2 separate regions of the Mus musculus genome follow, and region 1 is linked to region 2. Evidence: chromatin loops called from intact Hi-C (ENCODE). Cell type or tissue: heart. All regions are shown on one strand. Links, peaks and the distances in the headings refer to the core of each region. The heading gives the core; the rest is flanking DNA.

Evidence for each region. A loop is a pair of places that touch in the nucleus more often than their neighbours do. Peaks named below come from ENCODE experiments on the same cell type or tissue, not always from the same donor. Only the 100,000 strongest peaks of a DNase experiment are listed, where the experiment ranks them.
Region 1: a loop joins it to region 2, with 2.0 times the contacts of the local background. A loop is called at or near these places in 2 of 42 quality-filtered maps.

What each region holds. Positions count from the first base shown.
Region 1 is chr2:27,768,232-27,784,762 of GRCm38, reverse strand. No RefSeq gene overlaps it. Among named protein-coding and RNA genes, the nearest start is that of Gm39777, 62 kb to the left of the region's middle. In heart, for the core only: a CTCF peak has its summit at 8,892; DNase peaks (open chromatin) are centred at 8,972, 10,232, 11,632 and 12,652; H3K27ac peaks cover 4,278 bases; H3K27me3 peaks cover 530 bases.
Region 2 is chr2:27,828,566-27,845,096 of GRCm38, reverse strand. Gm39777 (a long non-coding RNA gene) reads left to right here and starts at 6,692. Exons shown (of 3, transcript XR_866074.3): 1 at 6,692-7,055; 2 at 7,157-7,257; 3 at 10,041-12,116. In heart, for the core only: no CTCF peak of the experiment used is centred there; no DNase peak of the experiment used is centred there; H3K27ac peaks cover 3,374 bases.

The DNA.
Region 1 (16,531 bases), core at 5,831-13,830, 63 kb after region 2:
GACTCATGAGCTGGAAGCCAGCCTGGAATACAGAGTTGGTTCCTTGCTTCTGCCCAAGAGATCACATTGGGGTTTTATCTCTACAACCAGGGTGCCATCCCATATAATGTTTCTGAGGGGGAATGTGGGGGCCATGGCATAAGAGTAGAGGGTATTGGTGGGGTACCATCAGAGAAGGGCCCACCCAAAGTGAACCTGAGGGCAAAGGTGGATGTATGGATCCCAGCGGAAGGTCTCCCTGAGGCCAGCTGAAGAGGCCAGGCCCAAGTACTCCAGTCTCCATCCAGGACCCTGACCCCTTGGATCTTCCTCCTGCCTCTTGTCCTGTGAGGACCAAGACAGCAGTCTAGAGCTCGTACATGACTGCCAAGCGTCAGGGTAGAATCTACTTCTGGTTGTGAGTTTTCTTAGTACACCAGTTGGAAGGCCTGATTCTTCAGCAGGCTCAAGGTTTCAGTGTGGACAACTGAACCTTCCAAAGCTAGGAGGATCCTAGAAGAGAGAGAGAGAGAGCAAAGATCCCTAGACTTACTTCAGAAAAACCTCAAGGGCAGACTCAGGGGCCCTCTGCCGTGGGGCCTCATTTCCAGCCTCCTAGCCTGCCAGGAATGTAAAATATCCTAAATGTAAAGTTTAACCTTCACCAACAGCTTCATTTGCTTTAGAGTCACCCTGGAAACGCATCTCCAGGTATGTCAAAGAGCTGTTCCCAGTTTAGCTGAAGAGATGGAGTCACACTGAATGTGGCCAGCATCATCCTTTAATTTTTATTCAAAATCTATGTTTAATAGTGGTTCTTAAATGCTTTAACCTCCCCTGTAGCCCACCACCCACCAGAGGTAGTAGAAAAGAAAGGATACAGGAGGTGGGGGAGAGTGGACCTGTTTAGGAAGGATGTTTGGAGCAACTCCCATCTGCGTTGTCAGGAAATCAGTATGTACTGGCTAGTTTTGTGTCAACTTGACACAGCTGGAGTTATCACAGAAAAAGGAGCTTCATTTGATGAAATGCCTCCATGAAATCCAACTGTAAGGCATTTTCTCAATTAGTGATCGAGGGGGAAAAGCCCCTTGTGGGTGGGACCATCTCTGGGCTGGCAGTCGGTTCTATAAGAGAGCAGGCTGAGCAAGCAAGGGGAAGCAAGCCAGTGAAGAACATCCCTCCATGGCCTCTGCATCAGCTCCTGCTCCCTGACCTGCTTGAGTTTCAGTCCTGACTTCCTTGGTGATGAACAGCAGTATGGAAGTGTAAGCTGAATAAACCCTTTCCTCCCCAACTTGCTTCTTGGTCATGATGTTTGTGCAGGAATAGAAACCCTAACTAAGACACAGTAGTTCAGTTCACAGGTCAGCAGCAGCAGCTCCATCCACTTACAAACACTTCACGGATACACCAGCAGTCCAAGTCAGTAGAGTCGGGATAGCAAACACGAATCAGCAGCGGCAGCACTACCTAGCAAAGACAACCAGGCCTCAGCCTCCGCTCAAGTCAGCAGGAGGGACCAGCAGGAACACCAGGAGAAGTTCTCAGCTGTGTCTCTCTCAAGGAAGCAAAGATCATCAAAGACCTGAGACCTGGGAGCGGTTCACAGCTAGCTCTATAAGCAAGCCAAGATCAGCCTCTGTCAGTGTCCATTGAGTTCCATTTATACCCTCCAAACATCAAGTATCCTCCACGGGTCTTGCCTCAGCATGTGTGTCTGTCTCAGTTGACATCACTCCACCAATCAGCCTGAGTCCGAGGAAGCGGCACATCACTAGAAGTGTTTTGGTGTGTTTCTTTCTATGGAGTCCAGACAAATGCAGCTCAACTACGCAATTTAAGGCAAACTAATGTATGCATGTTGTTAGCAAAGAATCCTCCATCACGTGTCCTTTTACATACTTGCTTTAGCATAACATCCTCTCTCCTGTGTCTGCTTCAGCCAAACATTCCTTCACAAGTCTGCCTTAGTCTTTCACCTGTGTCCACTTCAGGAAAACACTCCTTCACGTGTTTGCCCCAGCAAAACACCATCCAACACAACTGACTTTCCAAAGAACCCTTAAGTTTCTACTTCACCATCCCAGGGACTTAATACAAAGGAGAAAGTGAGCTGAGCACCAGCATCCACCTCCCTCTGCCTCCTCACTGCGGGTGCCATCTGACGAAGCCATTTCCTGCCATAAAGACATCTCTGCCATGACAGATCATGCACCTTCACATTGCTAGTTACAATAAGCCCTTCCTTCCTTGAATTGCTTTTGTTGGGTATCTTTTTTCTCATCAATGAGTTGATGATAAGATAAATAGCGCTGCATATCACAGAATGTGTCTCTGACCTGTTTGGCATCCCTGTGGCATCTGACACTCTTGCACCTTAGAGTAAGGTATGTTCTGGGAAGCCAAGTGACAGAGACCAGAAGACAGCCCTCAAGGGACACTGGAGCATCCTGCAAGACAGGTGGTTAGGTTCAGTTAGAGGCAGGGGGTGCAGAATGCTATAGCTGGAATGTGAATATTCCCTATGGTGTTTGAACACTTGGCCCTCAGCTGTGGGCTCTGTTTGGAAGGCTGTGGAACTTCTAGGAGGTGGAGCCTTCCTAGAGGAAGTAGGTCACTGGAGGTGGGCTTTTGGGATTCCTAAGCTGGTTGCACTTCCTGTTTGCTCTCTGACCTCACGTTCTCGCCACCATGTCTTCCTACCATGATGGGCTATAGCATCTCAAGTCAGGAGCACCCAAAACAGATCCTTCCTCCTGTAAAATGCTTTGGTCATCTATTTTGTTACAGTGGCAAGAAAAGTAACTAAGACATAGGGCCAATGGCAGTCCATGGAGTCAGTAGCTGCAAAGGTGTCCTCTGGAGTCCCAAGAACAGGGAGGACCTCCAGTGGCCTCTCAAAGCAGCAGGTCTTGCTTGGCCTCTGATTGTCCTCCCACAGGATCAATTGTCATCCTGGCCTGCTTGTTCATTGCTCCAAATAAATACAGAGAAAATGTCTGAATTCAAGGGAGTGGCTTAAGCACCCAGCATCCTCTGAGTGTGAACTCATATCTCCAGTATCCTGCCTGCCTCTCCCATCCATGTGCAAGCATGACTGACCCTCACACCTCCATTATGCCCTGCACTAAGAGTGAGCCTCATGGGTTCCTGTAGCTCTGAGAGGAAGACCACAGTGGGCCTATCCTGGTGCTCCACTCCACAGCCACCAGCTCCATATCCCCTAGCTCCACAGGGCAGAATGTACAAGCAGAGGCCAGGACACCAGTGCGGCCACTGTCCCAGTAGGCTTGTTGGAACAGGTGCACATGCATCTCGGGTTGAGAATGGAAAAAGGATATAATAAGGAGGGACATCAAATGCCCTGCGTCTGTGCATGATGCCCAGCCTACTCGGCCTCCCAACTGGCCCTGCCAGCTTACATGTGCTATCCACCCAGTGGTTTCTCTGGCAAGGACAATGGAGAGGGCAGTCTAGAGACCCACAAACCCCACCAAGCAGCACCAAGATGAGACGATTGTGAAACCAGAGCCCTCGGGACTTGGGGCACATAACAGCAGGTAAACATATCATTCAATTCTAGATCAAACTGACATGAAGCCGGACCTCTGAACCAGGGAGACTGATCAGCAGCAGCAGCCATGAGACTGCTTCAGCCAATAGGAGCTCACGTGACTGGGAAGACCAGGGCATGGGGGAAGCCACAACCCCGAGGCCATGAGGGTCCCATCTATGTCCATTTAGAACCTCCATGACCTGTTTCCTGCCTGGCTGGGATGGTTTGCTTGTCCCCCACCCCCACCCCCGATCTCTCAAGAGGAAATGAAAGCCAAAGTCTATACCCAAGTATATGACTCTAGGGGTAGGCCCTGACTTGAGAGAGGTCAGCAGATCTTAGTCAAGGGAAATAAAGAGCACAGGGTAAACATGAGATTCGGGGCCTATGTGTAGACGGTGGTCATCAGTCACTGTTGAAAAATCCCAGCCATGCCCCCAACACAGTACACACACTTAACTAGGGAAGTCCGGTCCTCAGGACACTCGTGTTATGGGAAAGGCCAAAAAAGAAGAAGGACCAGGTCCCCACAACTAAGACTCGGGCTGCAGATGTTGCAGATGTGGGTGTGTTGAGTCCCTGAGCTATGGGTTCATGACATCTGTAGGCTGTAGATGACTGTTTGGTAGCAGTGGTTAGTTAGTGAGTGGAGGGTCCATGGGAACAAGGGAAGCCATGTAGAATAAGCTTGCCCCAGATACCTCACTCCAAACAAGTTCCAGGCTGAACTCCACAGCACTTGAGGGACTCACCATGGCTCAGATGTAGCCTTGCCCACTCCCCAGGAACAGCCAGGCAGTAGAGAACTCAGGATAACACACGCACTCATGCGCACGCACACGCACATGCACACACACACACACTGAGAGCTGGGCATGAGTACAGGCTTGGGCTCACTGCCAGCCCCACAGCATCCGAGGCCATGCACAGGAGAGTGGGCACAGAGCAGCACATAAGTACAGGGGCAGATGAAATGTCACCCTGTGAGCTTCACTGCCCCCAGGTGCTGCTTAGAAAGTCTGTGGCAAGAGACCCAAGCGTAGGAGGCCCTGTCCGGTCCCCATGCTCAGAACTGCCTTCTTGGTGTTCTTGGTGATGTTGCCTTGGATTCGGGTTCTGCATCTTAACATATTGCTGGGTTTCCCAAACTCCTCAGTGGGTCCAGACCCAGCCACTCCCTGCCTCTATCCTTAGCTGCCTATCAGGGGAGTAGAGTAGGGCCCTGTTCCCAGGATGCTGGTGGGGGAGGATCAGGAAGAGACAAAACTAGGGCTCCCAAGTCCTGGGAAGGTGGTAGGACCCCAGTAAAAAGGTTCACAATGGACCTGGGGCCTCTTCATTTTCCTCCCACTCCCCATTCTCCTAAAACTTCACCTCCCCCTCCTCCCCAGTACTGGACCTGAATCCCATGGAAAACAGTCCCACACATATTTTTCTGAGATGTTTTAAACCTTGTTTTGGCAACGCTGCCTCTGTTCCATGGCCCAAGCTGTCCTGACATAAGACAAGTCTGACCCAGAGTCTTGGTCCCAGTCTGAGGGCTGGCCAGTAGCCAGGGCCACACCCCACCTACTAGCCAGCCAGTTCCCTCAACTGTCGCCTACCCATTACCTCCCAGATTCACTCTCGCCCAGATGCAGGACACGGGAGCAGACAGGAGAGACCAGTTGATCCTGGCAGGGGCTTTAGGAGTTTTCAAGGCTGCTTGGCATAGCGGATCATCCTGAATGTAACAAGATGCCCAGGTTGATGACGTCATTCTCCGCTGCTGTCGTGAGTCAGGAGAGGACCCAGTCCAGTTGGTAGAGAGTATTCATGGTGCTGGTGAGAATTAAGTCCAGAGGGAACACTCCAGAGTCAAGAATATCCAGCTGGAGGTGGTCTGACCATGCTTCAGCAGGGAAGTCGGAATTGGTTGGGGCAGCACCAGCCTGACACCCAGTACTCACATCACCTTTGCTCCCATGTCTTTGCGTTAACCCCATGCTGAGAAGGCAATGTCGCCCCATTTCACAGATTAGAAGCTGAGGCTTGGGGAGTGGTCCTAGGTAGAGCTGAGATTCCATGGCCTTGGTGTCAGGGCCAATCAGGCTGGACCTTGCAGACAATCTAATAGATGAGCAGGCAGATTGCAGGTGGCCACAGCCTCAGCCTTCGGGGTTTGGAGCCCATGGTAAGGATGGGCAGCCTGGCCTCAAATCCTGATGGAAACTTGCTTTATTCCCTGGAGCCTTACCTACCCCATCTGAGCAGAAAATGACAGCCAGATGGCAGGCTATGGCCACTCTTGTCTTCAAGAGCTCTAAGCAGTGGCCTGTCCCTGCAGCCTGGCCTGGGGAGGAGAGTATCATGGTCAGAAGGGAAACAGGGGCACTCCCGCCACCAGTGCTACTCACAGCTTCCTAGGGACTTCCAGGAAGATGATCAGACAGACAGGAATAAGAGGTCTCAGGCAGTCCTACACATGCCACCTCCTCGCTAATAGAGGAAGCTCCTGTCAGAGACCACAGGGTTTCTGTCTTGAAATGCAAGCTGAGCCTTCTTGCCTGTCTTTAGGGTTTTTGTGTTTTGTTTTGTTTTGCCCTTCACCTTAATGAAGAGAAGCCTTGAGTGGCAGGGCATGTGAGTCCCCGCTATGGAGAGGTAGGGAGCAGGGGCTTGTAGCCTGCACCGACACAGACCCTTCTGGAGGGTGTGGTCTGCTACCAGGTGTCCCTGGGTGACCAGAGCCTGCCTTATCTCACTGTGCCATCTCTATGACCTCCTGCCAGTGCTCGTCCTGTTGGCTTGCATACTCGTGGTTAAGTTACTATAGAGGTTTATTTTTATCTTGCTCCAACAAAACTGATGGCCCAGCTCTATCAAGCCATCATCTCCCTTCAGGTCTAGAGTCGTCGTGACTGTATGAGGGGGCAGGAGTAATTAGACAGAAGCATCGGTGCGGCCCACCAGCTCCTCACAGCCCATAGGCTCTGTTGGTAGACCACCAGGGAGGAGCCCTGCTCTGCTCCCACCCCCATGGCACTCTCCAGTACAAAGACACAGCTCCCCTAAGGCAAAGGCCAGAGCACAGGTGTGCCACAGCCTAGCTACTGGAATTGTAAGGCTCACACTGTGTGTGTACTTGGCCAGGTGTCCATCTTTCTGGCATCCATGGCAACTTCTGTCACTGCTCAGCTTACACACGAGGAGTCTGAGGACACTCAAGCCACACATCCCTCTTGGTGAGTATCCCCCCCCAAACTTGTCATGCAAAGGCCCTTCAGGCCCTGCCTAGCTACTGCCCTGGATGGAGGGCTTGTGGGGAAGCCTGGGCTTCAAGCCAATTCAAATACACCTGGCTCTTCCTGCCAAAGAGGAGATCTAGGCACTCACAGCATGGGCTGTGGGCGCAAAGGCCACCTTGAAGAATGTCACTACTGGGACCTGGCTAAGCTTAAGACAATCCAAGGGGTCAGGTGACTAGAAGAACCCTTTGGGGTGACATGTGAGGCTGACTCGTCAATGTCAGGCAGATCTGCTTTTGCCAGATGGGGGTCTTGAGCCAGGAAGGATAGTACCATATTGTGGGCACACACAAACTGCTCTCTGCAGCTGTGTGGGGAGGCCCAGTCACATGGCGATCACTTGGAAGTATCCTGATCTACCTTCAGCTGATGCAGGCCTGGTGGCATCCGGCTGCAGCCAACCACACTGCTACTGTATAAAGGACACAGTGAAGCAGCAGGACGCTTTGGCACACTGAATGAGTAGCTATCATGTATCTGATGAATGCTGGAAGATTCTGGAAGGATTGAACACAAAGTTACAGAAAGGCTGCCTTTTAAGGACTCAGCTCCAGAAGGCCTCTACACACACACACACACACACACACACACACACACACACATACACACACACACACAAACATACACACTTACACACACGCGCACACAGTCAACATTCACTCTTAAACACACATACACTCACACATGCACACTCACATATGCACACTCATACACTCACACACACTCACACTCAAATACACACTCACACATATGCACACTCACACACTAACACTCAAACACACACACATACACACTCCAACATGGTTTGTGCTAATTCCACCAGGCTAAGAAGCCAGATGAAAGTCTGTCTGAGTTTGTGTCAAGACACTGCCACTACCATTAGCCAGCTATGCGACCCTCAGTGGGTACCTTTCCTCCATGGGCCTCTCAGCATCTCATCTGTCATTCAGCAGATCTCTCAGATGGGGACCTGGGAAGTTCAGAACTTAAGACCTTCATGAAGGGTCAATAGGATCACCGAAGTCTATGAGCAAATTTCTGACGTCCTTGCTCCTAAGGGCCAAAGTTAGGACCTAGCTCTGGGTTCAGACTTGATTCTGATCCATGCCCTACTTTCTGAAGGATATTCTCAAAAGTGGGGTGAGCGGTGAGCCCCAAATCACTGCAGGAGACCCAAAGTCATTGTCACAACTGTACGCAGAGTGTAGAGCTAACTACACCCAGTGTGTGGTGCCTGTGTTAGCAGGACACCCATCAGTCCCTGTGGTCTACAGGGACTGCTGAATTGGGCAGAATCCTGCAAAGGAGGAAGTTGGGCCTGACAGGGTCAGCCTTGGTGGACTTCTTGGAGCAGGGTTCGCCTTGGTGGTAGCTGCAGAGACCAACTCCCTTTTAAGTTTTCCTCTCCTGTGGTCACGGCTTCCATGGGTACCTGAAGCCTGGAGCAGCCTCTTGTGGGATGGGAGTGAGTCTCAGCCCTCCTGCAGATTCCTGATCTTCGCAAGCCCCTATTACAACCTCAGCATCACCCTACGTACATGTGCAGTTAACCCTGGGAGACACAGAGGTCTTCCAGCACACCAGAGAAATCTTACTGACCACTCAGGAACCCCCGCAGAGACCTAATGGGGACACAAGGCAGATAGGTGCCTCCCACAAAAATGGGCAACCAGGGGAAGGACTTCATTGGGGAATTTTTCAGAGCAGTTGCTCCCCGTGTCCAGCAGTCGCATCAGGCAGCAGACATCACTTCCCAGCCTCAGGAGAACAAACACAACTGCCTAAGGCCTACCAGCCCTTCCCTTTCCTTGAGCAGGTCACAAGAGACAACTTCAGCCAGGTTAATCTTCTTGTATGCCTGTCTAAGATGGCCACCATGTCGCCTGCCCAGGAGGCTCTATCAGACAGGGACCAGAACAGAGGCTCCAAGGAGAAGCCCTCGCTGAGACACGACTAGGCCCAAGTCCAGCTGTCTGCCACAGAGTGATGCTCTGGCTTCAGCTCAGGCCGACTGAAAGTCCCACAAAGGTGGTCAGCCCCACTAGTGGTGAACAACAGTATTGCTCAACCCCAGGGCCCCCAAAGGCAGCGGGAGGGGTCAGTTCAGGAGCCCACAGCTATTTCCACAGGGGGAAAAAAATGTCTTCAGGCCTCCCAGGGGCTCACATCCCAGCTGTGACTCAGGGATCCCTGCTGCCAGATGGCTTCTTGTCAGATTGCTTGGGCCCTGGCTCCTGTCAAAGCGAGGGCTTCTCTAAGCAGGGCCCTAAGGTCAGCTACATAGCCTTTAGGACCTAGGCCTCTCTTCCTGGCAGAGGCCCAGCCAACCTAAGTCCAGTGACAAATGATATGACCTGAGCTCCCCACCTATAAAGTGTACCTTCAAGCTGTGGGATGGCTCACAGGACCCTAAGAAGCCACAGGTTTGTTCAACCCGGTAGAGCTGTAGGGCCTGAGCCCTGCAGGGCTGGGTCCCCAAGCACAGCCTTCCACAGACACTCACACTGTTTCCCTGTGCAGCGGGCAGCAGGCAGCTCCATCAGATTTAATTTTATGCCACATTTTCAAAACCAATATGAGGCTGTTTTGTCAGACCTATGTCTGTACCATGTACAAAGACGGCAACACGTATGTCCCGCACGTCCTCACGAGCGGCAAGCCTTTCCAACCTAGAGGAGCCTGACTGCAATGGCAGAAAGTGCACAGGCCTAGCAGGGAGGCTGTGGACCCCTCCTGGAGGGCTGGACCTATTGCATGTACCAGTGTCCCTGGAGACCCTGAAATCTTTGCAATACCTCCTCGTACAACAAAGACCACAGGGGCAAGGCACCTACCTAGCTCAGGATTGTTCTGGCTCAGGAGGGACAGAAGGATGGTCCGAGCTGCATTCCTCCCCATAGTACACAGCGAGTGGCCAAGATCGAGGACACCATGAGAGGCACTGACAGCCAGCCCTATAAAACCACAGGAAGCATCGAAAAGTTGCCGGAGCTGGAGGACACCGAAAGAAGGACACCCTGATGGCCATGTCCCTTGTCAGGCCCTGGGGGGTGATGGAGGGATGACAGAGCTTGCTGGAGAAAAGGCCAGGGTGCCTCTCTCCATGGAGCTAGCAATGTAAGCATGGGATGAAGCTCTGTGCTCAGCCTCCTGTCACATGGAAGGCCTGGATGGGAGAGCCCGGTTATTCCCTAGAGAGACCCTGGACTATGCACTTCCGGGGAAACCCATCCGCCATCCCACTCCAAGCAGGGCTAGGAGGGAGCTTGGGATGTATCTCATGTTCTGTGTCACCAAACCATGGCGAGCTTCATAGTTTCCCACTGACGTCAGCGGCGTGGTCTGAAGCGGCTGCAAAAGCCTCGGCAGCATAATTGCAGCTGTCTCCGCAAAGCGAAGTCAGATGGTTTTTCCGACCTCCAGCCCCCGCTCCTCCCCAGGCCTCTCTCCTTTTTATTATGTTCCTTGGGCCCCATCCAGATGTTCCCTGCAACAACAACCCTCCAAAAATTTACAAAGAGGGAGCGAGAGTGAGCAGCTTCCTGCCGGCTGGGGTGGAAGTAGCGACGTGGCAGTGTGGGGGCAGCCACGTCTACAGGCCTGGCGGGCGGGGGAGTGGCCATACTCAAAGAATCAGGCACATCAGACACCCTTCAAAGTCCATGTCTTCTTCACCCCATGCCTAGGATCCTGAGGACATGGCTGAGGGGCTGAGGGGTTCACACTGCCTCTGGCTCAGATGGGGAGGCCTCAGCCAGACTGTGGCTGAGTAGAGACCAAGGCACTGTGGTCGAGATCAGGCCCACGTTCAGACTGACCTGGCATCGGGCCAACTACACATGTAGCTAGGGTCTCCATGCTATGAAGGCGGTGGCTAGAGCTTTCATTGAGATCAGTCTTCGTCTGAGCTGGCAGCTGGGTTCACCTCACCTGGATGAGACCACCTGGAGACAGACACAGTCCCTGGTCAGGTAGACACTGGAGCAGAGGAAAGAGGGGATGGACTCTACAGCTTTGCAGGACAATCATCAGAGGCTCCAAAGCAAGCAAGGGCCACACAGGGCCACACAGGAGCACACAGGGACAGGCATCCCTTACTGAAGAGCTATGCCCAAGGCTCAGGGCTGGACCTGGAACTACTAGGCCACAGGCACTATGGGAGAGCTGTCCACAGGGGCACATGCTATGTTCCACCATTCCTGGATGTCAAGGAAGCCTTTCTGGGAGCAGTGGCCAGCTTCTACTGCCCCACAAAACACTAAGCCTCAATGCTATCTTAAGAGATGCTGGCCCTACCCAGTATATTCCTGCCCTGGAGTGCTGACCCAAGTAGTCAGAGAGAGAGGGAGTTGAGGCCATCAAGGGGTCAGCAAGCTAGGAAAGGAATCAATAAACTGTAAGGCAAGACCTATGAGCCCCAGGCTATTACAGAATGACCCACGACACCTCCCTGTCTCCTGCCCTCCCAACCACTCAACTGAAATGCTAGTCCTGAAGCTTTGGGTCTCCAAGGCCACCTCAGATCCAGGGATGTGTTGAGAGCCTTGGAGCTCCCGGCAGCTCTCCTAACGCTTGGGGCTTGCTTAGGGACAGGATGCATGCAGACACCAGCAGAGAGGACAGAGCCCAGGAGAAGCCAGGCCTATACTGTCACAGGTTCCCATCCAGAGAAGGCGTGTTGTCTGCACGGTCTCCTGAATGTGTGTGAGTGAGCCAGGTGAGCCTATGGGGCCTCCACACTGGGGAGGGGGTTGTTACTGGAAGTGGGCTGCCTGAGCACCATGTAAGAAAATTGCGGTCTCAGCTCTGCTGAGATCAAGTGACCTAGCATGGCTCAAGGCCCCACCATAAATCACACTGTCAGCAAGGACCACTGAGGTGACCCGAGACGGTCAGGCAAACACAGACACTGTCAGGCCAGACTCTCCAAGTGGGCTGAGGTCAGAGGTCACCTACCAGGAGTTGGGTCAGAGCCATGCCTTTGGAAACTGTGCAGGGTGTGGCCAAACCAAGCCTGCCAGGTTAACCCTTGACTAGATAGTCTCCCCAGGGCAAGGTGGGCAGGGAGGCCATCACCTTATCTCCTGTGAGCCCTGTGGGGGCAGCAGGAGAGACAGATGGTAAAACCTGGAGAAAATTTGACCTTCTGTAGGAGGAAGGTAGGGTTGTCATGACAGAGGCCATCACATGCCCAGGGCCCAAGACCACCTAGGACAAAACCTAGATCCAACTGGTCTCCCACTGCACACTCCTCCCACCCCCAGGAAGCTTCCAGGATCCAAGGCTGGCATGGCTGCAATAGGTGTGGCCCCTCCTGAGAAGGACCACAATTTCTTTCCTTCCCTTAAGAAGGTCTTAGACTTGTGTTACCATATCTGTGGGGTCTCACTTGTTCCCTCCTGGGACCCCCAGGCAGGTGGGGATGGGCCACCTCAGCCCCGGAAGGAGGCAAGCAGTGCTCCTCCCAACTGAGGGAGCGCTATTATGGAGGAGGGCTCCATTAGGTACCAACACTTGCCTGGTTCCTGCTGGGGAGCCAGCCCCACAAGAAGAGGGCATTGAACCAACAGCAAGAGGGATTTCAGTTAGACTTGAGGAAGATTGTCAGAGCAGAAACCTCCTTACAGACGGGTTCCAGGAATTCCCTCTGTGTCTGAGCCACATGGGAAAAGTTTCTGGAAGCTTCCCAAGCATAACACAGTGGTTGAGCGCAGCCTTGGTGATCTCAGAAACGCTTAGGAAACAGTAGTTGGACCCAGTTAGAAGAGCCACAGCCCCCTCCAAAGTGCAGAAAGGAAGGACTGGACCTTCTCCAATCACAGTGGACAACTGGCTCTGCAGGGTCTCTAGGGCGCCACCTGCAGGAGGAAGAGTGAGTTTCTGCTCTGCCCAGATGGCCCAGGCAGGGCAGAGGCAGCCAAAGGCAGGCCATCGGGTCTCCCAGATGCAGCCAGGAGAGGTGCAGAACAGGGTCTCCTGGCTCCACGTGCACAGTAGGGGCGCGGAGCTTGGCTGTGACAGAAGACTTCACTTCATGGTTTCTTCGCAGCGCCTGGTGTGAGGGCCACTGAACACACCTGATTCCTTCTGGCTGTTGGTGATCTTCTGGAGACATAGCCAGAAATGACATTGAAGGTGTTCTTTGCCCTGTTTTGTCTTTGAAGCTCAATTGCCACATCACCTGGGAAGACTTACCAGTCCCCTTGCCCACTGGTACGGTCACTTCACTATAGTGGCCCACTCAGCCTGTACCTGCCGCCAGGATGCGGCCTGGGAGAACACTCCAGACCCTAATCGGACAATAGAGTGGGTCTAAGCACATGACCTGTGGCAGGGCCCAAGGGAGATGTGCTGGCACGGGAAGGTATACACCAGGTCTTGAGGACCAGGATCAACATTCAAGTAAAAGTCCCTTATTTATGGCTCATATTGAATTCATGTGGAAATGGAAACTTTCACATACTGGGTTAAATAAAATATGAAATTCACTTCACCTGATTTTAATGTGGCTAGCAGGAAGTTTTCAATTTTCAGATGCATATTTGGTTCATGTGAGTTTTCTGTTGAACAAAAACTCTGCGTTTGCCTGGAATCACGCACATGGCCTAACCACACATCTCCAAAGGTATTTTCTGAGTGATAAATGGATGGATGGATGGGCAGATGGGGGATGGACCATTGGACAGGTGGACAGATGGGTAGACGGGTGGAGGATAGGTGGATAGATGGACAGATGGGGAACTGGGATAAATGGAGGGACAGATAAATGGGTGGTAGATGGGTAGATGCATATAGATGATGGATGGATGGATGGATGGATGGATGGATGGATGGATGGATGGACAGACGGGTGGTAGAGCAGATGAGTGGATGGGCAGATGGATGGATGGATGGATGGATGGATGGATGGATGGATAGATGGTTGAGTAGATGAGATGGGCAGATGAGTAGTGAATGCATGAGTGGGTGGGTGGGTAGATGGAGGTATGCATGGCTACATGGCTGGGTAAACAGATGAATATATGGAGAAGCAGTGCCTGGAGACAAACGTCTCCCATTGCCTGAGGCCCTGGCTAACTGCCACACAGTTCTGCTCTGGCCCAGCACAGACAGCTAGTTAAGCCCACAAAACCATAAGCTCCCTTCTCTGGATGTGCACTTAACCTAGTCATCTGATTGTCCCCACTGGGGCTCTGGGGGCCAGAGACAGCAAGGGGCTGTCAATGTTTTCAAGCACACTTCCAACCATGCTGAAGGACTGGTACTCTAGGACACAAGGATAGAAGGTCTGCTGAAGTTATTCTGTTCAGCACCCGCCTCTCCCACTCTTCAGCCCTGCACACCATCAAGGAGCAAGCAGGGGCTCTGCTGTCCTCTAAGGTCATTCCCAGGCAGGACCTTGGCCTCCTGAGTCTGGGGCAGCATAGGTGAACTCATCTGGGCCTTGAGGGTCTAGGAAATGGTTGCTAGGAGACCTGGTAGGTGTGTGTGTGTGTGTGTGTGTGTGTGTGTGTGTGTGTGTGTGTGTGTGTGTGATTGATCTGCACTTAGTGAGGTGATGCTGCCCTCTCGTGGTGGATATGGGTACATGGGAGCCTCGTGTACCCTGCCTGGTTCACAGGTGTATGACAAATACCCAATTCACAAGAGACTCTCTGGGACAGAAACGGAATAAAAAAAAAAATCAAGGTTGTAGCGAGTCTAGGGAGAATTCTACCCCTAGTGACATCAAAGGTGAAAATCTGGTTGCAGGATATAGTTTGTGAATTCCCTCTTCCATTCAAAACTATTTTGATGTAATAATCCACGGAAGTCTCCCTTTTAAAGCAGTCTTTAGTCGAGCTTGAAGTGAAAGACAGCATAGCCTGCTGACAGCTCCAAGATTTGCACCCCAGCTATTAAACTTCTGCAGACAGAAGAGCCTGTCTCTGCCAGGGAAAGGGCAGACAGGGAGTAGAGGAGTTTCCAAAGCTCTCTCTCCAGCAGGGCTGATACCTGATCCCACCAACAGGAAGTGGCCACCAGAGCCAGCGTGGCGGCAGAGTCAGACCTGAAGCCTGGAATGCCTAGGCACTACTGACAGCTACGCTCCTGTCTGCACTCAGCCCTTCCCAGGCAGCTGGTGGTTGTTCTATTGGCTTCTACAGTTGCCCTCCACAGTCCTGATGCTGCCACAGAACGAGTCATCAGGTGTTCATCTCTTGTGCCCAGGCAGGGTCTCTGATCTTCCTTCTCAACATGGTAGCCACGGCTGAAGCAGCCCCTGCCTCACAGTGCATTTTCCCTTTGCTTGCTTATTGCACGACATCGTCCTTTGCTGTTTAGAATGTCATATGAGAGGAATTCAAAACTCACCTGGTTTGCATTTACTGTCAGATTCCTGGACTTTCCCACTGACTTGTCCCCACCCAGGGCCCTGGCAAGTCACAGTCCTCCGTGACAGCTTGACCCTCAAGCCTCCACCTGCTCACCCCAGGACCCTTTAGCTCCAGAGAACCAGCTTACCCTCTACCCCATCCTGTGCTGTTCTGCTCTGAAGTCCAGTGTGTCTCACACTGTGGGCACCTCTAGTCCCTTGCCACAGTGCTTTGATTCTCAACACCCTTAGGCTTGTAATCGCTTCTGTGTGTGCTAATCACGCACACAGAAAGCATTGAGTTGTCTGGTGATGGGATAGTCCCCATGGTCACCTGCAAGCCAGCAGTCACTTTATAAAGCAGCGTTTGTCCCAGCACAACTGAGCAAGGGAGTCGTTTAGAGGTGGGGAGCGGAGAAGCAGTGCATGGGGAGGAGGTATGAGCTAGCCCATGAAACGCTTTCTGGCCTCATCTCACCATGGGTTGCTTGCTCTATTCTCTTCCTCCCTGTCTTCTTCTTGGATAGGGACAAAGCCACAGGTGTTTTTAGAAATGCCATGTCCTTATTTATTATTGCTAGGGTATCTCACAGGCCTTCTGTTGACAGACTGTTCCTAAGGAAACACATTGGCAGCAATTTCTCTAAAATTACCATGTAGACAGGCTGGCTTTAGACCCACAGAGATCTGCCTGCTTCTGCCTCCCGACTACTAGGATTAAAAGTGTGTGCCACCACACTTGGCTGTAACCTAGTATTTATTATGTAGAATTAATATATGCTAGTAAACACTAAACAAAAACCGCCTGGCCTAGTTCCTGGTGGCTCCAACAGGACCTGAAGTAGGTATTGTATAATGACCACACCCCATAATACATTTTTAAACCTAAGAATGGTTTTAGGTTTGCTGAAGACTTGCTGTCAACAGAGATTCTGCACGTTCCTAGTGTCTCCCTCCCTCCAGGCCCCTTCCTTCCTCCCTCTCTCCTCCCTTCATCCTCCCATCCCTCCTCCTCCTGCCTCAGGCTCTCCCCTCTGTCTCATCTTTAACACATCCCTTAACTGAGGTAGTACTGACAGTTTGTGATCATGTCACATTTACTCACCATATCTCTTTGGGTTTCTCAGAACATCTCTTTTAAAGACCTTAAGCTGCCTAGAGGGCCCCATGTGGGGTTCATCTGATGCATTCCTCCTGGTCAGTTTCTGCTCTGCCTCCGTCTGTCAGAAGTATAGTGCTGCCTATCTGGTTCTACTGGGGCCTAGGCAGAGAGAGCCTTGGGCTGATTTGTTGTTGTTGTTGTTGTTATTGTTATTGTTGTTTTGTTTTGTTTTTTTAAAGAAAGGCTCT
Region 2 (16,531 bases), core at 3,633-11,632:
CAAGAATGTCACTGTCACTGTGTGCTGGGCCCTCCCACATCGATCATCAGTCAGGAATGTGTCCCACAGAACTGCTCACAGGCTGGTCTAGGGCATTCCCAATGACTCTAGATTGTGTTGTGAAAAAAACCAACAGCGAAGGGTTTATTTGGACTCACAGTTTACAGGTACAGGCCATCATGGTGGGGGTGGCATCGTGAGTACAAAGCAGGAGGGTGTGGCATGGCACCCAGTCAGGAAGCAGGAGGAGACGAGTGCTGGGCTTGGCTCACTGTCTTCTTTGTATTCAGTCTAGGCCTCTATCCCTGTGATGGTTTTGTATACACTTGGCTCAGGGGGTGACACTGTTGGGAGGTGTGGCCTTGTTGGAGTAGGTGTGGCCTTGTGAGTGCGGGCTTTAATACTGGCACCCTAGCTGTATGGAAATGAAGATGTAGAACTCTCAGCTTACCCTGCACCATGTCTGCCTGGACACTGCCATGCTTCCTGCCTTAAAGATAATGGACTGAACCTCTGAACCTGTCAGCCAGCCCCAATTAAATGTTGTCCTTATAAGAGTTGTCATGGTCATGATGTCTGTTCACAGCAGTAAAACCCTATCAAAGACCCATGATGGCACCACTCATACTAGGTTGGGTCTTTAGTTAACACAATTTATAAATCCTCTCCCCAGACATGCCCATAGCTTTGTCTCCTGGGTAATTCTACACCCTGCCAAGTGGACAGTCAATACTAGCCATCACATTGAGATACCCACTAAGCACCTGAGAGCACAAAGGGCCAGAGGTGCCCTGTCCCTCCCCCCCTGGAGTTACAAGGCAGCTGACATCTGTGGGGAACAGAAAAGGTGAGGAATGGCTTCCCAACCCAACCTTCCTGCTGCACTTTCCTGGCTCAACAAACAGGCTCGTCCATGTTCAGATGCCTTCTGTTGGCAGGTGCCCAGATTGACACACAATGGTACTCAAGTGGTGGCTGCTGCGCAGATCTGGGGACAAGTGTCACTGTTGGGCAACAAACTGTTCAGATGGACCTCAGAGCAGAGCTCTTTGTCACCTCCACTACTTGAGCCACTGAACTGTGAAAATGCTGGGTAGGAACCTGTAGGGGGTGCTTCAAGAAACACATTCACTCTCCCATGGTAGTCCAGTCTCCTGACACACTGGGCCACAGCTGAGCTGGAGGCTCACAACAACCACTAGGTACCACATTGTGAACCACAGCTTGGTTTGGCCCTGGCTACTCTGTCACCTTGCCTAGCCCTACCCATTTTCCTCCACTCAACAGAAGGACAAAGTCTCTATCTTGCTGCTGCCCAGGGAAAGTGTCTTTAGCAAGGTGCTTCAGCTGAGTGCTTCTTGCATCCAGAAGCTCAGGTTCTAGACATGGGCATGGCTTTTATGTGTGGCCAGCAGCTCTGAGCCAGCCACAGGGACACTGGAACAAAGGGCCAGGCCTGCCCTCAACTAAATGCTTAAAGGGTAAATGGCACCTAGTGACCCAAAGGATGATGCTATAAAGTACCCAAGGACACCTTACTGAGAGTAAGGCTGGGGCCTAGTCTGAGCAACTTAACCATGTGGGTTACATGAAAGATCCAGATAGATTCACTCTGGCCTTCCCTGCCATGGTTTTGGGAACCCAAAACATCTCTGGAGTGACTACCAGACCTGCCTAAACTCCTGATGCCTAAGGTGGCAGAAGAAGGAGAGACCCTTGCCCCCTGTTGCCAGATTGAAAGAGACCCCAGCATCCACAGAGCAGGGCCCCCGCCTGCTCACTCCAGTCCCCCTCTGTTGAACTTGGCCCTGCGAGCTTCCCTCCCTTTTGCTGTCTCGATCATCCGAACGCAATTTCCTTTCTCGTCTGAGCACTGATTCCTCTCCAGATGGCTTTCTCCCTCTGTCCCCCTCTGCCAGGTCTTGAGCCAAAGCCTATGGCTAAAGGCTAAGCTGAAACATGAGGGTCCCATTAGGAGGGTCGCTGTGCAGCTGGCAGGAAGGTGCCGAGGACGGCACGTGCGTGGAAAGGGAGTCCTCCTGCAGGAGTCTGTTGAGGCTCGCTGGCCACAACGGGTCCTGAGCACATTTTCAGACTGTGAGTCAACAGTTAACGGAATGAGCAAGCCTGACCAATAGCTCTTCCCTGAATGAAAGGAGATTGCTCTGGAGAGGGCTGGCTGGTAACCCAGAGAGGAGTGGGACACCCCCCACATCCAGACTAGCCACCAGAGTGTGGTGAGTTAGATCAGAAGAGGGCTATACATCTTAATCCATTTTCCATAAGGATTTCTAAGACAAAACCAGATGGAACTGGCTATCTCATCACAAAGTTGGATGGTGTGTGTGTCCTCTGTCAGCTTGATGGTGCGTACTATGTAGCTATCACTTTAGCATGAGACAAAGTCCGTTCATCATTGAGTCTTTCTGGGTTTTATCCCATATCAAGCCCTGGAAGTATGAAGGATGAATTAGACAAACGTCTGCAAGGGAAGGACAGTGTGGGAGAAAAGGAAAGTTCAGGGCTTTGGAGATGGCCCATGGGCCAGCTGTACCCACAGAATAGGATCTTGGTGGACAGTGTCCCATTTGACCACACTGTGCATACCTTTAGGCTTCTAGGACCAACACACACCATGCACAATACTCCTTCAGCTGTAGGGCAGCCAGCCAGGGAGGGGCTGCTCACTGAGCTGTGGAAAAGCTAGGTTGTCCAAACCCTCTATACCTCCATTCAAGCAAGAGGCAGGCCCACAAATGAAGAAGACACTGTCCCTGGCCACAGTGACTTCTGCAGGCCAGTTACAGCACCATCTGCTTAAAGGTGGGAGCCCAGAAACCCAGGACCCCAAAACTTAGTGAATCATTCAGACTTTCCATTCCTCCAAGATGTAGAAGGCTTTTCTCACTAGGGACACCAGCTCTGTCACCAACACCAGCCTGACTACCTGTCCAGTGGGCATCGTGAGAAACACAGCTTCTCTAGATTCTACCTCCTCAGTTCTAAGCAAGGGCAATGGTGTGTCTTCATCTTTGAGAAACCAGTATGGGGTAGGTGTGGAAGTGCTGAGGGAATCTGGAGATGAAGGTCTGTATTTCAGCAGACAGCCAGAAATGGGTGACTCCTTACCCTGCTTTCCTGTCCTGTCCACTGCCAACGACAATCAATCATAGCTCTCTTGATGAAGACAAGGTAACAAATTCTCATTGCTGTCTTTTCACATTTTCAATGAAGCTGAAGTTCAGAGGGAGAGACCATCAAGAAGGATGTGGTGTGTGTGTGTGTGTGTGTGTGTGTGTGTGTGTGTGTGTGTGTGTGTAAAGTCTGGCTCTAGGAGGTGGAGGGAGCAGGGTTGGAGACACCTGAGAGTTAGATAGTGAGGGAGCTCACAAGGGGATGGATGACCACACCCTGAGACTGGCTTCATGGATGAGCAGCAAACACAGAGGCCAACACAGTGCTAGAAATGGGGGTGGGATCTGAGGCCTCCATTTGGGTCTTGGAGGAAAGCAGAGGGGAAGACCATTGGCTTAACAAAAGGTCCTGGTTTTCCTGTTTTCCTCCTCCTCCTCCCCCTCCTCCCCCTCCTCCCCCTCCTCCCCCTCCTTCCCCTTCATCATGTATGAACTACCCGAGTCTTGTTTGTTTTATAAACTAATCTTGCTGTCCCCTTCTCCTCCCCTCCTCCTCCTCTTCCTCCTCCTCCTCCTCTTCCTCCTCCTCCCTCCCCTCCCCCTCCTCCTTATTCCCCTTCACCTCCCCCTCCCCCTCTTTCTCTTCTTTTTTCAATAGTGAGGGGAAATATATATATATATATATATTTGGCTCAGGTCCTTTAAATGAATGTTCCAAAGAGCAATGAAGAGACTCAGCCAGAAATCCTGCAGAAGAGCCCCTGGGATGGAGCTCAGGCAGGTTCTCCATGAGGCTCCCAGGACAGCCTAGGTCCTGATCACAGCCAAGCCATCCGGGAAAGTCCTTCTGAGGCCCAAGTGCCGAGGGCAGGTGCCTCCTCCAGCACTCAGCAGGCAGCTCAGAATAGAACATGTGTGTGTGCCAGAAGGTTTGGAAGGGAATCCAGTAAAATTCTCCTTTCCCTTGGACAGGGTTGTCCCTCAGCCATGGATTATTTGCTGTGCACGGGCAAGAGATGGGTTCCATCCCCATCATGTATGAACTACCTGAGTCTTGTTTGTTTTATAAACTAATCTTGCTGTCACTCTTGCTGAGTGGGCACACTGTATGTCCCTGTGGGGCACAAGACAGCAGCCACAGTGTGAAAGATCCTACTTGGTGTGGAGATGGGAAGTGGCAAACACTGTGGATTCCCATAAGAAGCACACTGCTGTTGGCCAGGCAGGGCAGGGGAGGGCCTTCCAGCCTTGCAGCTGGGGTGGCCATTGGAGGCATGCCTTATAAAGGTCAGCGCTGGGCTTTTAATGTGTGCTTTGTGTGCTTACTCAATTCTCTCTCTCTCTCTCTCTCTCTCTCTCTCTCTCTCTCTCTCTCTCTCTGTGTGTGTGTGTGTGTGTGTGTGTGTGTGTTTGTGATATTCATGCCTGTGTATGTCCATGCTCTTGCATGCATGTGGGTATAGCTATGTGCATGCATATGCTTGTGTGTGCACATATATGTAAATACCCAAAGTTGAGGAGGGTGTCTTCTTCAATCACATTTTTCTTTATTTGGTGAGGCAAGGTCTCTTGATGAATCTGGAACTCATCATTTCCTCTGGTCTAGCTAGCCAGCTTGCCCCAGGGATCCCCTATCTTTGCCTCCAGGGCTGAGATTACAGGGTACTCCCTGTAATCTCACCTACACGGCTTTAACACAGTTTCTGGAGATCCCTTCTCTGGTCCTCATGCTGGGGTGGAGAGTACTCACTGAGCCATCTCCCCCGGCCACCAAACTCTTATGTTGAGCCTAAGGCCAATGTAACCGTAATAAAGGTGGCTCAGTGGGCTGTGATTAAGTCAGGATAATACCACTCTTATAAATGGGGTCAGTGGCCTCATAAGAGACTGCTAACTCTCATTTGCCCTTCTGCTTTCCAAAGTGAGGACACTACTCTTGTTCCCTCTGGAGCTGCAGAGTGCAAGGTACCACATTGTAGACAGAGACTGAACCCTCTGCTTATACAAAACCTGTAAGTGCAGGGATGGGCCTTGAACTTTCCAGTATCTAGTTTTGTTAGCAATAAATATATGGTGTTAAGCTAACCAGTCTCAGACATTTTGTTATAGCAGCAGAAGCAGACTAAGACAGGGAGGAAGAGACATCTGATACCCTGAGCCAGTGACTGTCAGATGGTACTGTGTTCCCTGGGGGAAGCAATTCATGGATCTACAAAACAAAGAAGATTAAAGGGGAACACACACACACACACACACACACACACACACACACACACACACACACATGCTACCTACCATTCCCTGAAATCAGCTTCCCACTCTTGTCTTCTTTCCATAGTGTTCTGTGCCTACAAGTCCAGGTTCTCACACAAAAATGCTTTGGTGAGAGACAGGAAGTCCCCTCAAACTCTCCATGATGGCTGCCTCCTGGCAACACGAACTCCTCACCTTGAAATCCATAGGTCTCACTGGTAGGAAATTGTCCTACAGACTTCAAACAATTGGCCTCATCAGGGGACAGATAGAAGGTAGTTATCACCTCCCTCCTTTCCTGACCACAGTACATGGACAGCCTGAGAAGTTTCTGGCATCTGAGCCCCAACCTGAGGAGATGGTAGAGAGAGTCATATACAGAAGAAAAGCTGGGCCTGTGAAAGCTGTCCAGGGTAAGAGAAGAACAGGCCAGGACGTCGAAAGGGGAGTAGGGGCCACTGGTTTCCTCTCTGAAACCAACTGTGGTGGGGCAAGGGTAGGGCAGGCCATGGGGAGAGAGGTTGGCCCTAACCCAGGGCCTTGCTCTTCCAAATGGGCCACTGCACCATGCTGAGTGAGCGGTGTGAGCTCAACCAGGGCACCCACAGTGATACTGCTGTTACCCAACTTGCCCTTCAAAATGGAGGCTCTCGCTCAGCACCTGCCTGGACCTTGGCAGCCAATGACACCTATCTGGGGCCTCTGGCCATGCCCCACCCTAGGATAGGCAACTGGTTATTGGTGACAGAGGTCCAACCCCTTACCTGACACAGAACTGTTCCAGAGGGACCTATGAATTCAGGACCCAACCATGAAGCTGCATCATACCTTAGCTGCCCCCCTTTCCAGGCCTGAGTCCCTTGCTACCTTTCTGACCCTGTTACCAAGAGCACACCACCACAACCAAAGAACACAGCTTACCAAGGCTTCCGGGGAACCCATCTGCACATTCCTCTGTAGCAAGACCTCACTATGTAAAGCAGAAAGTAATTGAGGAAGACACCCTGCCTCAACATTGGATAGCTATACACATGTGCACACACATACACATGCATGCACACAGCTACACCCACACACATACAAACATGGATGTACACAGGTATAAGCAACACACACACACACATGCACGCACACACACGGAAAGACCAGAAACCAACACCAGAGAACTCCAACAGGCTGTGAAAGGGAAGTAAGTCCAGAAGGAGCCATGCCACAAGGGCCTCTGGCAGCCCCTTGTCACCATGCAGCATCTGAGGCAACCTCTTTCTCAGCCTCTTCCCCCATCACACAGGCAGCAACTCCACCACTGTGCCTGCCACCTGGCCCGCCGCTTCTTTGAGTGCCTCAGCCATTGGTAAGTCCCAGCAACAGAGGGCTTGTCTAGGTGGCCCCAACTCAATGAATGGCGAGTGTGCTTTTAATTATTTGGGATTACGTGGGCCTGACTGCGCATTGTTCAGACTGCATCTCAACGGGTGGTTGCAAGAACCGGCGGCATGGAAACTAGCTGTGCAAAAAGAGGCAAAGCTAAGCCTCAGAATGTGGAGGGAGTTCTTGCCTGGGATTTTCAGTACAGCCTAGAGCCGGGCTTTTATTTCAAAAACATGTGGATTCTGCTGAAATCTAGTGAAGAAGGAATTCCGTGTACACAGCCGGTATTCTACTCAGGTGTGTGTCCCATGGAAGGCTGGGCCTGTGCGTGTTTGGACAGCCAGAGGTAAATTTTCTTTTCTAAACATATTTTTTTATTTGACCTACACTATCTACAGGAGGCGGGGACTCAGGTCAGAGACGCTTCTTCTTGCAGGAGATGGGAATTGGCCCAGAGACCACAGCTGGGCATGTGCAGAGAGTAGGAGACTGAAGAGCGGTAAGTTCAGCATCCTCTCTTCTCAAGCCTCAGGGTCCGTGTGGAAGATGAGGGTGGGATCGTGAGAGTGACGGATGGCTCCAAGGGAACTGTCTTCCCGACACAAGAGGCCTCACAGCGACTGTGGCAGCATGCACAGGCCTGCACAGGGTCAAACCAGACGGGGTCCCTGAGAGGGGGAAGTGGACACCATCCCACCCTTAACCAAGAAGATATCTGCACTGATACCCCTGGAACAGAGGGAGTCAGTTTCCTCCAATGGAGTCTCCCTGGGATACCAACCACACTCCATGACAGGCCCTGTGCCCAAGGGTAGTCGGCCAACACAAAGTGGATTTCTAAGTATTTTGTTTTTTGTTTTGTTGTTGTTGTTGTTTTGTTTTGTTTTGTTTTGGTATTTTTGTCTTATTATTTGTCTTGACCTTTGGTTTTGGTTTTGGTTACATTTGAGAGAGACAAAGCACGTGAAGCTAAGGGGTCAGGGAGGTGGGGAGGGTCTAGGAGAGGTTGAAGAGGAAAACGACTATGAATAAAATATGTCGTAGGAAAAAACTTAGGTCAGGAATGGTGGCACACGCCTTTAACTGGAAATGATGGGAGCCAAAGGCAGGAGGATCTCTGTGAGTTAAAGGTCAGCCTGGTTTACAAAGAGAGTTCCAAGATAGGCTGCATAGAGAGACCTTGTCTCAAAATAGTAAAATAAAACAAAAGAAAGAAAAGAAAAAGGAAAAATTTTAAATATAAAGAAAAATAGCATGATGTATGTGTACATGTTCATATGTGTGCATGCGAGTGTGTGTGTGTGTATACACATGTGTGCGTGCACATGCATGTGTGTGACATCAGTGTGTGTATTTCTTCCTTGATTGCTCTCCCCCTTACACACTGAGTCAGAGTCTCTTACATGAACTCAGAACCAGCTAGTCTGCTCTGGGGTGTCTGTGGCACCCCTGCAAATGAGAAGTCGAATACCGAAGACCACAGGAAGCAGAGGCCGCACTGGAAGGGACTCCTGAAGCCCCCTTGTTGCCCTGTAGCATCTAATGAAAACTCTTAGTCATCTCCTTGCCTGCTGTGGGCATGTGAACTCCAATCCATTGGCTTGGGTGGCTACTGAACTGTCCCCTAGGCCTTGGTGAGTTGTCTCAGGTGTAGTTATGAGTGAGAAGCCAGCCCTCCAGTGAATGCAGAAGGGTTTAGTCACTTTCCCATTGTTTCCTAGGGGCAAGTGGGTCCACTGAGACATCTCAGGGAAGCTCTAGGGGACGGAGCACACAGGGGTAGGGAAGCATGCTTTCCCAGGGTCTGCCCAGGCTTCCTCATCTTTGTCTACTTCACACCCTGGATCCCGTGTGTGACTTTCTGTGATAACAGGACCTTGTAGCTGAGGAAGGGCAGGGCAGGATTTCCCACTGATGACAGCTCTGCTCTTGAGGAGTACCAGAGTGTCGAAGAAACCATCCAGTGCCTCCTCTACCACCGTTCCTTTAGGAACCGCCCAGCTCCACGTCCACAGGATGCTGGGACCACATGGCTGGGGGAGGGTAACCATGGCAACCCTCCAGTCATCGCTAAGTGACTCTTTCACAATGTACAATCGCTCTGTTTATAGGAAGAATGCTGACCGTATACTCTGGTTTTCCAGCACGTTACTTTACTAGGAAAGAATGCAGAGCCCACCAGAAGGAGCAGAAGGAGTTTCCCTGACCGTCAGCTGAGGCTTCTCCAGGCTGCTGTGGAGCAGAATGCCTGGGGTCTCCTGCCCACTGTGCACTGAAGGAGGCATGGGTCATCCCAGAGGGCTGCTGCTGCCCGAGAAGGGTCCCAGAGATGCCACCTGGTGTCTTCTGAGTCCCAAAGACCACACAACTGTGGCTCATTGTGGGTCTGGCATCTGTAATCAGGCCAAACCACCACAGTGCTCAGCTCATTCATCAGGGTGAAATTTCAGTCAGACTGGATGGTGAAGGGTGTCTGGTCTCCTCCCTGCATAGGCCACAGGCATTTGGTTGGTGCTCTGGGGGAAGGCACACACATTTGCTTCCTTGAAGTTTAAGTTTAGGAAGGGGGAAGATGAACTTCAGATGCTAAAAATAATCTGTGGGGGCTCTTCAAATGAAAAGAAATGACTTTCTGCGGGGCCAGGCTCTGAGGCAGTGTTCCCATCCCTGAGCCCCTTTGATGGCTGCAACCATCATGTCATTGATATTCCAAATGCGGCCTGTAATTTCCTGAGACCTGGAGAGGCAGCTGCTTCCGGTTTGAACAGCACAGTTTAGAAAGATGAGTCTCAGCAGAAAGCAGTCTATAACTATATTAAAAAAAGATTTTCCCATTTTTATTTATATTCCTGTGTGTGTGTGTGTCTGCATGACTCTGCAGGTACAGACAGATGCCAAAAGAACTGGGATCTCGGGCAGCTGTGTGTTGCCTGAAGTGAGTAATGGGACCAAATTGAAGACCTCTGGAAGAGCAGTAAGTGCTCTTAACCACTGGTCTACCTCTCCAGCTCTAGGCTAGCACTTTAAAAATCCTTTTCTTTCATAAGGTATGTTAAAACTAAACAAAGCAAAACAAAACAAACCACTATCCAGTTCAACAAAATGCCAGTGTGTGGAAGCTTGTGAATGCGGGCTGGGCAGGGGCTGATGAGGTAGGGCCTCTTTCCAGGACCCTGGACCAGTTCCCATCAGCATCTCCATCTCCTCCTTTTAGTCTTAGCACGGCAGCCTGTCAAAACATTGCATACAGTGAATTTGGTGTCTGTTTCCCCTTGTGAACAGGCTTTCCAATGTGGCTGGTGTGGCTCTTGCGGCTTCTTAACCACTTTGCTCTCGGATCCTTCCAATACCTGTGGCAACAGAAAAGATTAGCAAATCTGCCCACCTTGACCAGCTGATGTCATCAACTGGGAGAGTTTGGGGAAACAGCTTTGAGAACGTGCTGTGGGAAACGGCAGGAAGGGAGATCTGGGATTGAGTCAGACAAGAGTCTGTGCTGAGAGACAGGAGACAAGCAGGACTCATGGAGGGATCTGGTCACTGCAATCATGGACCCATCAAGTCAGAGGCCTCTGAGGAACTACGGCACCCCTCCTCCAACAAAGTTATACAGGGTATACATTCTATGCAGAAGGATGCAGACCCCAGGATGGCTCTTGGGATGTGACAAAGGGCCACCTTTTGTTGCCCTCCAGAGATAAAGGGGCCCTTGTATGACTCAGCCCTTGGTATTTTTAGGCTGACTCCAATGGGGGTGGGGGTGTAGAAACCACAGTTTCTATAAGCTGTGCTAATTACAAGCACAAGGTGGGGCTAAGATGGAGTCACAGGACCACATCGACCAGCCCTCCTCCATTTTAATGACAGCCAGTCTGGGATCTAAAGGTGGCTGTCCCTCCTGCTCTCCTTCACTCCCTGTCATCTTCAGCACAGCTTTGTAAACTGCTGGTCACAACCCCAAAGGAGGGCACAAAAGAATCTGGAAACAATCTGAAGGGTTCTGAATACATAAAAATTAATTCAAAGTCGTTCTGGTCAGTGTCGGTTGGTGTTGCATTCAGGGACGGCACAGCATCCCTGGCTCAGAACATAGAATCCTGGCATTTTGCACTGTACATGGTCTCATGCCACACAACAGCAGCAAACACTTCCTCAAACACCTCAGTTCAAGACTATGGTGAAAACTGTATAGATTCCAATGAGTTTTTTAAAGTAGTTACTTACTGGTTTTGTGTGTGTGTGAATGTGTATACACTTGAGGTCAGAGAACAATCTTAGCAAGTCAGTTGTCTCCCTCCTCCACATGGGACCCAGGGGAAAAGCCCAAGTCCCCAGGCATGGAGGCTTTTGCAGGCTGAGCCCTCTCCCTACCGAAACTGCAATGTTTATCACTAGCAATGTGCAACGCTTTCTGTTCTTACAGAAACGTGATGGCTTCGTTATGGAAAAACAAAGATTTGCCGTATTTCCTGTCCCTCACTGTGCGTACCAATTTAGTGTGTCTGTGGATTGTAATGTGTTAGAATGTTTGATCCAAAAGTTGCTGTTTGAATTGCTGACTTGAGTTTCAGCTTTTTTTTTAGATTTTTAAATGAATTTTGGCATGGGATAAGGATGGAATTGCCAACAATCTTCTAAATGGCTGTAAACACACTCCTGCTTTAAAAAAAAACTATAATGGTATATGAAACAGCACTTCTCAGCCTTGATGGTTATAAAATCAAAATGTCAATCAACTCTGCAAAACACAGAAGATAGTGTGTCTTATCAACTATTCAGCCACGATTTAATCTTTACACAAAAATACAAGTATATTCATCTCATTCACATGCTTTTTGCCTTTAATACATGGTAAAATTACATTAAAGCAAAGAAATGTTTGAGAATAAATTTATTTATGACATAATCAGTAAATATTTTATCTTTCTACTTATGAGATAGAGTGGGAGAAGAGTGGACAGGAGTGGAAATGTAAGAAACTTCCCCTATAGCATGGCTGCTTTCCTCTACAACATGGCTACTCTCAACCAAGCCCCACTAGCCACAGAGAGGGCAATTGGAAAGTGATAGGTCCCCCCATAAACTCCTGTATCTGAACACTTGGTCCCACTTGATGTCACGTTTAGGGAGATTCTGGAGCCTTCCAATGTGGAACCATGTTGAAGGAAATCTGATCACTGGCTGTGGGCTGTGAAGGCTTTAAGAGCTTCTAGCCTTGTTACATCTCCAGTTTACTGTATTTTCTGCCTGTGGTTAGACATGTGATCTCTTAGTTCCCACTCTGACCACGCCTTGCCATACTTTCTGTCCACTATGTACTCCTCTTCTGGAACCGTAAGCCAAAATAAAGTCTTCCTTCTATAAGTTGCTTTTGGTCATGATGTTTTATCACAGCAACAAAAAGTAACTCTAACGTGGTTTTATACACAAAAGAATCAGCATGGGGCAGAGCCCAAGGGCTGGCCATGTGTGCCCACACCTAAAAGGCCCACTCCAAACCAATATACTGCAATCAGCCACTTCATAAATATGCAGTGAGCCAGCATAGACCCACTAAGACACTGAAAGACAGTATCTACATATATTGACAAGAAACATGTGAGGAGTGTGTGGCACATATGCTAAGACTTTACTAAGTCATATAAAAATAAGAACAGAGAAGGTGAGCCCTCCCTCACAGGAAGCTATATTAAACATAAACCTGTCTTTTTCTTATCTAAATTCAACCCTGCTAACTAAAATCCTGCTAACATTCTTCATAGTGGTGAACACAGGCAGAGTAGACTGCATGTATGTGTGCAGGCACACATGCACACCTGTGTGTGTGTGTGTTTGGAGGCCAGAGGTGTTGGATCCCCTGGAGCTAGATTTATAGGCAGTTATGAGCCACCTAACTCAAGTGCTGGCATCTGAACTCCTCTGTAAGAGAACTATTTGCTTCTAACCACCCAGCCATCTCTCCAGCCCTTTTGAAATGATTCCTGGTGAAAATGAAGTCATTATTTGTGAGAAGAAATAGGTACACTCTAGAAATAATATTATTTAATCATCTCTCTCCCTCTCCTTCTTCTCCTCTTGTCTTTTCTCATGGAGCCCAGACTGGCACTGAACCCACTGTATATTCAAGAATGGCAAAGTCTTGATCCTCCTGCCCCAGCCTCCTCAGAGCTGAGATTACAGGTGTGCAGTACCATGCCCAGTTTATGGGGTATGGGAATCAGACCTAGGACTTCATGCATCTAGGCAAGCACTCTACCACCTGAACCACATCCCCAGATGAACAGCGCTCCTGCTACTTAACACAGCAGGACACTTGCACCCTCCATGAAACAGAAGAGAGCCCATAAATATGACCCAAAGGATTGTGGGGTCTTCCCTGTTGATAAACTGGAAGAAGATGGCATATTTTGTAAATCTTGTGGGACAAATGACTTGTGATTTGGAGGGGGAAAGTCTAGGAAGAACCGGATTCTTTCCCCGTCCTCACACCAGTACACCAGACGATCAGACCTTCACACAAGAAACCACACAAGCATAGGGCAGAACCACATGCGGATTCATAATGCAGTCTCAGAATGTAACAGAGCATTCTATGTGCCCCGCACCAACTGTCCTGTTAGAAAAGATTTAATGCCTTGATCTCACACAGCTGTGTGTGTGTACATGTATGTACATGTGTGTATAAAAGTCAGAAAGATGAACACTGAGTATCTTTCTTAATCTCTTTCCATCTGCTTGAGATGGGGGTCTTTTACTGAATAAAGAGCTCACCAATTGCCACACCTCCAAATAGTGCCACTCTCTGGGCCAAGCATATTCAAACTACCACATCAATTCAGCCAGGCTGGCTGGTCACAGAGCTCTAGGGATTGCCTATCCCTGAAACATCTCCAGTGATGGTGTGGGTTACAAGTATGAGCGCCATGCCCAGCTTTTTCTGTGGGTCCTGGGAATCAAACTCAGGATCTCATGTTGTGTGGCAAACTGTACACACTGAGCTATCTTTCCAATCCTCTTAATACATGACACTTGAAGGTTCCACACAGCTTGTATCTACAAAAGATGTGTGTGTGTCATGGATATCTTTAGTTATCAACTAATACAATATAGAATAACCTAGGAATAGAGTCTCAATAAGGGGTTGTCTAGATTAGGTTGGCTTGTGGGCAAGTCTGTGTGGGATTGTCTTGATTGCATTGATGTGGGAAGATCCTCCCCACTATGGGCAGCATTATTCCCTGGGTTTAGATCCTAGATTATGTAAGAAATTAAAAGGTGGACTGAGCTATGAACATGCGTGCAGTCGTTCTTTCTGCTCTTGACTGTGGATGTGAGGCAGCTTGCCACCTTGACTTCCTTGCTGTGATGGACAGAACCTGGGGTTGTGAATTAAAATAAACCCTCTCAGTTAAGACAGTTTTAGCCTGCTGCACCCTTTATTACATGCACGCATGAATGTATGTGGGCATACACACACACAGAGAGAGAGAGAGAGAGAGAGAGAGAGAGAGAGAGAGAGAGAGGGGGAGAGAGAGAGAGAGAGAACCTATAACTCCATCTCCAGAGATTCTATCGCCTTTGCCTCCTGATGACATAGTTCATCACCAGGGAGATCAAGGCGGGGCCCTGAAGGCAGACACTGATTTCAGAGGCCCTGGAAGAATGCTGCTTACTTTGCTTGCTCAGCCTGCTTTCTTCTACCATCCAAGACCAAGGGCCCAGGAGCTACCTACAGTGAGCTAGGCCCGCCCACATCAATCGAGAAAATGCCCTAAAGAAAGGCCTCTGGTGAAAGCCTCTTCTCAATTGATGTTCCCTCCTCTAAAATAGCTTGTGTCCAGTTGACATAAAACTAGCCAGACTAGAAAGGAACAAATAGTTACAACTATATAAAGAGATGAGAAGCCCACTAATTGTTTCTGGTATGTTCTAGTGTCAAAATATTAACAAATCTGGGAATGTTGTGGGAAAGGTTGGGGGAGGTAGGATGAATATGATCAAAACATGTATAAAATTCTCTAAGAATACACACACACACACTACAGAGAATAAATACATGTAATATGTTTTTCATAAAGAGCAATCTATGTCTGATGTTGGTGATGGTGTTCTTGGAGGGCAGATCTGAGCAGATGATGGACATTTAACAGACGTCCCACCTCACACCAAGGATCACATAGTGAATCCTGTCTCCACAGAGGAGCCGCTGCACCCTTGGGAGGACATCTGGGGACCATTGCTTGTGAAGCAGAGTGCACACGAAAGCTTGTCGTTTGGGTGCTCGTGGTGCTGGCATATGTTCTGAGGGGCATCAGTTCACACCCTCACAGCCCCCAGAGTGGCACTGAGAGGTTGGGCAACTGCCAGAGGGCACACAGCAGAGAGTAGCAGGATACACCCTCCAGGGTGAGCAGGAGCCACCCAATAGAGAGTAGGCAGATGGGGGACCAAGCCCAGAGCCAGCTATGGGCTGGACTTCCGTGTGTGCCGGTCCTCTGCCAGATTGAATATGGCTTTTCAACAGGACTGCACCTAGGCGGTGGCTAACAGTAGACAGCACTACTTCCTCCAGCTCCAGTCCCCACTGGCATCCTTCCAGAAGAGGTGCAGCAGATGGATAGAGATTTAGGCATGTCCCCTCTAGCTGAAACCAGACGGCCCATACAGATTTCATCCAACCACGAGGTGCTGGGTCCTGGCCCCAGGACAGTGGCCACACCTCCTCCTCTCTAGCAGTACAGGGGCCACATGAGGTCACAGCCTAAAAAGTCCCAGTCCCAGCCTTACAGCTGCAAACAGGGCATAAGAGACACTTCATACATTCTCCCAGGAAGGCTCTAGGTTCCTAGCTGAGAGTCTTGGGCATCCTTGGAGCCATCAGGAGTGAAGAGGGTCTCTAGGGCCATCTCTGGAGGCCCAGGTGATAATGGTCTGACCTAGAGGCCTCACTCTGCAGACACCCAGGCTCTCCACACTGGGAGACCGGAGACTCTACAGGAATCTCCTTCTGAGGAGATATTCGTCCATTTCTGGAATGAGAGAGAGTGCATGCATGGGCATGTAAGTGTATGCATGCCTGCTAGTGCATGTGTGTATGTGTGTGCACTCATGTGTGTTCATGTGCAAGCATATGAGTGTGTGTGTTGTGTATGAATGCATGTGTGTGCACTGTGTAGGGTGTGTGTGTATGTATGTGTGTGTGTGCATGCGCACACGCATGTGTGTGTGTGTGTGTGTGTGTGAGAGAGAGAGAGAGAGAGAGAGAATGTAACGTATGTGTCTAGAAAACAAAAGCATCCTGACATCTTCCTCTCTATCAATAAGGAGATAAGAGTCTACAGCCACACTGGTATAGTGAAGAGCTTGACATCTACAGGAAACACCTCTGGTCTTTTCTGGGTAGGAATCCAGGGAAGTCTAGAAGACAAGCTAGCCAGAGTCTCACCACACTGGATGCTGGAAGCTGATGTCATCTCTGCTTCTGCTCCTAGCAGTCCTTCAGTAGGGGGCGGGGAGGGCAATGTCAGTCCATAGAGCAGCAGCAGTCTACAGAGGGCCTTATCGCAACCCAGTCTGTCCCTACCCTGGCATGCCCCTCTGAGGCTCTGGTACCACTGTGCTCAGTTGACAGTGCCACTGGACCACCTTCGAAGCTTCTTGGCCTCTCTAATCCTTGGTTTCCCTTTCTGTAAACGTAGGAGAAGCATTCCACAAATGGCTGCAAGCTCTGAAGCAAACAAGACCAGGATTGAATGTTCATCCCACTGCTGAGG